Regions from separate parts of the Mus musculus genome. Here region 2 is linked to region 1. Evidence: chromatin loops called from intact Hi-C (ENCODE). Cell type or tissue: heart. All regions are shown on one strand. Each heading gives the region's core, and the rest is flanking DNA. Links, peaks and the distances in the headings are about the cores only.

What was found. Hi-C counts contacts between places; a loop is a spot of excess contacts. Peaks named below come from ENCODE experiments on the same cell type or tissue, not always from the same donor. Only the 100,000 strongest peaks of a DNase experiment are listed, where the experiment ranks them.
Region 2: it touches region 1 in a loop (2.7-fold over the local background); 7 of 42 quality-filtered maps call a loop at or near these places.

What each region holds. Positions count from the first base shown.
Region 1 is chr3:85,376,720-85,379,636 of GRCm38, forward strand. No RefSeq gene overlaps it. Among named protein-coding and RNA genes, the nearest start is that of Gm52637, 7.8 kb to the right of the region's middle. In heart, for the core only: no CTCF peak of the experiment used is centred there; DNase peaks (open chromatin) are centred at 1,402 and 1,772; H3K27ac peaks cover 1,562 bases.
Region 2 is chr3:84,920,441-84,923,357 of GRCm38, forward strand. The region is part of intron 4 of Fbxw7 (F-box and WD-40 domain protein 7); the gene reads left to right. Among named protein-coding and RNA genes, the nearest start is that of Gm40080, 43 kb to the left of the region's middle. In heart, for the core only: a CTCF peak has its summit at 1,770 (motif pointing right); no DNase peak of the experiment used is centred there.

The sequences.
Region 1 (2,917 bases), core at 319-2,818:
AGTGGGTGTTTCTCCTTGGGAACGCCATCTTTGTCTTGCAAAACCTCCATAAAATACTCTAATACACACCGGCTAAGTAAACAGATCTTTGAGATGTGTAACACCCCTGTCATGTGGGAATTAACTAGCCTACAAAAACTGAGCAAGCCAGAAAGTATCTTATGAAATAAAACACACAGCTCAGAGCTTTATATTTTTTTCTTTATTGAGAAACTCAGATGCTGAAAGGAGACTAAATGTGTCCATTTGATATTATTTAAGTTCATCCTGGGCTCCCACCCCCTTGGCCACACTTCCACCACATCTACATTCTGGTCCTCAGAGGAAGCCATTGGCACTCTGGAGCTGAGTTCTCTGTGCGTGCCATTTTATGATCACCCTAGGATTCCATTTTTTTACCTACAGATGAGGAGCCTAGGGCAACAGACTAAAGAGTATTGCTGAGGTGGCCACCACTGCAACGGGAGCATGCTTCTTGGCTGCCACATCATACTGGTCCAGAGTTACTGCCTGGTGCAATGTAACCCAAGGTGTGGGGCTTCCCATCAGGCTGCAAACACTCTGTAGGGGAAGCCTGAGATGGATGAGGAGGGCTGCTGCCGCCATGCTAATAGATTATCTCAACAGCTCATCTCTGAGGAGAACAGAAGGCCATGAGGTGAGATCTGAGGAGTGAGCACTGCACAGTGGGACAGGAAGAAGGGATGACAATGGGGAAGCCATTACAGTATTCCTGTCAGACGTGACAAAATCCAGACTGGGGTTGTGGAGACAGAGTAGAGACTTATGGGAAGGCCTGTGACACTGACAGAACTTGCAGAGGCCATGTTGATGAGAGGCAAGGATTCTAGATGCCTCCTGGGTTCTGACCCAGCTACCAGAAGAGGATGAAAAAAAGCAGAAGAGGAAGAAGGAGATGAGGGCTGCAAATCCTGATGGGAGCTGTAACCATCACCATGGAGACCGGAATCAGATGGGTACCGCAGTTTAGGACGTGGGATGAACACACCAGTGAAGCTCATGCAAGCAGAGGCCCCACTCTGCCAGACACTGACACTCCCTACAGATTGGGTAGAAAGAGCCAGCCATGTTTACAGCAAGCTTGCTCTCAGTTTGATATTTTATTGGCTAAGTCTAGAAGGTCACAGAATGGAGGAACAGGAAACTTGGGAGACTCTAGATGACCATTGAAAAAGTTAGGGTGAATGCTAGATGATTTTTTGAAACCTGCTCATATGTTCCAGATTCCTCGGTTAATCAACACAATATGATTCGTCCTGTCTGTGACCCAAGAAAGAAAAGTATCATTCCTGATGTTGTGGTGTTGGCGAGTGTTTCATGACCAAAGCCAGATGGCTCTACAAACAACATTGTCCAAAGGGGTGTGAAGCAGGCTTCCAGCTGAAACCAGCCAGGTGGCTTCCTCGGATAGGATTGCGGCAGGGAACACTTGCAAGGCTTGCCCTGGCTTGGCTCCCATTGTTAGCTTGGTGCCAGGTCCTAGGAATGTGCTTCTTAAAGTCAAAGGGGCTTCTCTTTTCTTTTAACAGTCTCCCCCAGCTGATGTCTCTGTGAGCAGACATGTGCTCTGAGCTCTGTGGTGGTTTTATTTTAGATTTTATGCATTCCTAACCCTCCTTTCTGTCCCCGCGTCTCTTCAGTCACAGGTGCTATAAGTGACAAGAAATGTTTGAATCCATCCCAGCATACCCTGCAGGTCATTTCCTCGAGTACTGAACTGGTTTTGTAAGCACTCCAATTACTGGGAGAGCCCCACGTGCCCTGGGGCATATGGGCCAGCTGAGAGTCCAGTCCCTGTCCACACCGCAGGGTACATGACATGTCAAAGTGGAAGGAACATCCCCGCCTGTGCTCCTGCGGTGTGGGGCAGGGGAGGGGAGCAAGACCTTATCTCAACTCTGCTGACAGCCCCAGGGCTTGGCTTTCTTTTTTTAAAAGCTGCCTCTGTTCATGCACGTGTGCTCCCATTCCCAATGAGTTTTCAAACCCTTGGCATTTGCTTTAAAGGTAAGTCTGCTTTGAAGACTGGTGGGAATCTCAATCACGTTCCTATTCACAGTCAAGAAGGGAGTGGGAGCTAAAAATACCAGCGTTTCGGATTTCTTTCTCTCTTCTGAAGCACTGGAGAGAACCTCACCAGGTTCTCTAAGGGAGTCGGGGAGAATGTCTGACTCCCCTGCACCCACGCTGACACCCCGTGGCAGTGCCATCAGCCCGTTCCAAATGCCCACAGACCTCTCAACGGGGTGCTCGCTATAAGACTCCAAGGCCATTTTTCTAAGCATGGAAAATGAAGACTCCTAAATACATTACATATTTAACAAGCAAGACAATTTGGCTTTGGAAAAAAGTCTCAGAGCCACCAGGACGTTCAGACTATTAAAAGCCAAATGAGCTGACTAGTATCATCCACTCTGTGTGGAGCCTTGACACCAAGCAGTTCTTAAGTTATTAGCATGACGTTGCGGCTCGAGAGCACTGGCATTACGCTCAGACCCATGCTCATTAGTGATTGGCTCATTCTGCCCGTGCCTGGGCTCGGTTGATGAGGCAGGCAGGTGGATATCACATGGTGAGGTATTTTACCTTAAAAGCCACTGGGAACATAGATACTGATTTACCATTGATGACTTCTGGGTGAATCAGTCTTTTCCAAATCAAGAAATGTTCCTTTAAAGCAGAAAAGCAGAAAAAAAAAAGGAAAAAAGAAAGAAAAGAAAAAATCTGAAATCTGCCAGCTTTTTCTTTTTTCCTCTTAAAACCAGATCTGTCTTTTGGAATCAGATTTAAATTAAGACCAGATGACTTACTCTGCCAACATCTCATTAAAACAGAGATACCTTAAGAAGGCCAGAAGTGTGGACGTTGCGGCTGTGTGCAAACTGACCTCCCATCC
Region 2 (2,917 bases), core at 307-2,806, 460 kb before region 1:
GTCCCATCCTTCTCTTTAGGGAATCTGAAGTGTGGGATAAGCAGCCAGCCTAAAGTTCCTTGTTTCATGGTGGCACTGACCCTAGAATTTAAAATTCACCTGATAATCTATGTGCTGTGCAGTTGCCTGTCAGCTTTGGATAATTTAGCCTAGAGCGGTGGTTCCCAACTTTACTAATGCTGGGACCCTTTAAAATAGTTCCTTTAACTATAGTTTAATATAGTTGTACTGTGGTAATCATAAAATTATTCCTGTTGCTACTTCACAACTATCATTTTACTACTGTTACAGAACATAATGTAAATTTATAATGGTCTTAGGCAACCCCTGTGGGTTTGTGAATTTGTAGCTGCTAGGTCTATTTGTAGAATGCCCGTATACATTCGGTACTGTTTCAGAATCCAAGCTACTGTCTGCTTATGTGCTTAGTGCTTTTGGGTTGTTCTTTGTGCTTAGATATCGAAACTTAACCTAGGAAGTTCAAGAATACATTGTAGTATTGCTAGTACACTAGTAATGGTGGGATGCCCTAGAAACTGTAACTTGAAATTGTAAACTTCCTGACAAGTACTCTGAGCATTTAAATGTGTCGAACTTCTCTGGAAATCATTTTGGACTGGACCTTAGCTCACCCTCCCTCATTTTTAAGACAGGGTCTCACTGTGTAGTTCTGGCTATCCTGGAATACAGTGTGTAGACCAGACTGGCCTCCAACTCAAACAGTCCCTCCTGCTTCTGTCTTCTATGTGCCACCACTGCTTAGCCTGGACTTTAAAGTTTATAAACACAGTTCTTCCATTTGATTTCGTTTTATGAATACTAAAGGTATAGGGGCCACACTGTATAGTTAAAATTTAATTTTATGCTGAATTGTTTTTTCTATAGTTGAGGTATTATTAATACAAGAAGACAGTTTATTGGTTTGTGACTGTTCCCTGTTTGTTTCAGTTTCTCCATTTTTATGCATAAATTTCTTAACGGGCAATAGTGTAAGAGTCCTTTCTCTTTGGCACTAGGCTATGAAAGACCGAAAATTGATTTAGCACAGGTTGACAATATTCTATATATAATGTTCTATATTAAAAGAATAGTTATTCTGACTTATTTAACTTTCAGTAGTGCTATTAAAAGTATCTAGAATTTTCTGTTTCACCAAGAACACAGTGGTGTTAACAAAAGTGGCTTTAAGTTCACAGAAGCACTGAATAATACTGAGATCCAATATTTTTCCCATTGGAAAAAATGTGAAAACTTATACAAAATCAGTTTCTTAAGGCTGGTGCAGTGTCACTTTGCATGTAGAAGCTGAGGCAAGAGGATTCTTGGAGGGAAGACTGCTTGAGGCCTCGAATTTGAGGCTAGTCTGGACACTGTAAGGAAACTAGCTTACTGTGCTAATAGTTGAGGAGCCATGCATACTGTACACAATGCCCTTCATGGAGTGTGGTTTTCTTGAGTAGCTAATCACGTGAACCAGGCTCTTGCTTAATGTCCGTGGTTGTGAGGCTCTACACCCACTGTCCAGCTCGTGCTTCGTTCATCAGGGCTTTCTTGGATATTTGAAGGGTTTGAAATTTTTCACATTTCCATTCTAGATTGACAACATGGCTTTAGAATAAGAGTTCCACAAAGTACAGACACTTGGAAGTTAGTAGCTTGCACTGATCATCACTGAAGAGCTACTTTATATCTTTATCCTTATAAAGGCTTGGCTGGACACTTCATTTAGTGTTAGGTTTGCTGGAGTTGCAGTGCTCATATTATCCAGTTGAGGGCAGCTACTTACCAATTTAAAAGAGTTTAGAATGCTACCACTTGGTGCTTCTGAAAATGCAGTTTCTGATATACAACAGTGCTCACTTTCTCTCCTGTGTTTTTTATTGTCACAAATAATCATGGGAACATGGAAAGCTCCTTTTTCCTTCGTAATAATTGTTTAGCTCTTTAAGAACTGAAGGAGAAAGCCTTATGTTCACTTAAAGTTCTTCCTGTCCCAGCTCCTTTAGATCCCGTCTTTCTTCCCCGCTTACATCAGACTTCAAAAGTCGCATAGATTGGCTTATCTGGGAACCTGGATCTTAACAGAACATACACATAAACAAGGCGGCTTTACAGGTCTCTGAGACTTTTATGTGTAAATGTGAGAACAGACAGTGTTTATTGTGCTGTTTAATTAATCAGTGGGCTGAGTAAAAATTAAATTGCAACTGGCCTGTTTGGTATGTTTTTTATGCAAAATAAATTATATTCTCACAGAATATACGGCTGTCTTTCATTTTTGTTTTTGTTTAAGCACAGAGATATCATTTAGTTTAAATGATATCTTCCCTATAGTTCTGAAAGGAATTAGAAGTGCTAATTGTTTTCAGAGATTATCACTGAAATAAATTATTTTAAGAATAAAGATCTCGTTCTGTATAAAATTATATTATAATATTATTAGCAAAATAGATAGTATTTATATCTGGGGATAGATATATTAGCAAAAAGGTTATTCTAAGAAGACGGGCAGAATATGAGTGAGGGTTATAATTATGTGAACAAAATATCAGTCTTCCTCTAGAGAGTAAAGTGAGTGTCAAAGGACACACACAGACTGGGAGGTGGTGACATTTCTTCTGGAGAGGCTGGTGGGACCATAGACATGTTTCTCTTAACTATCAGTTATTACCTTCCCCCACCCCCCCGCCCCTGGCCCTGGCCATAATAATTTATAGATTTCCAGTGTCCTTATGCTGTCTTTTCTCTGGCCTACCCCTGGGTCTTTGTTGGGAATGATGTTGTGCATGCACTGCCATGCATCTCTTAGAGCATGTCCTTGTTTAGAAGTGACATGTGACTGTGATCATGGTCCTTCATAAATTATTTTATAAGAAAATAAGTGTATGTGTGTATCTGAATGTGAATGTATGTGGAT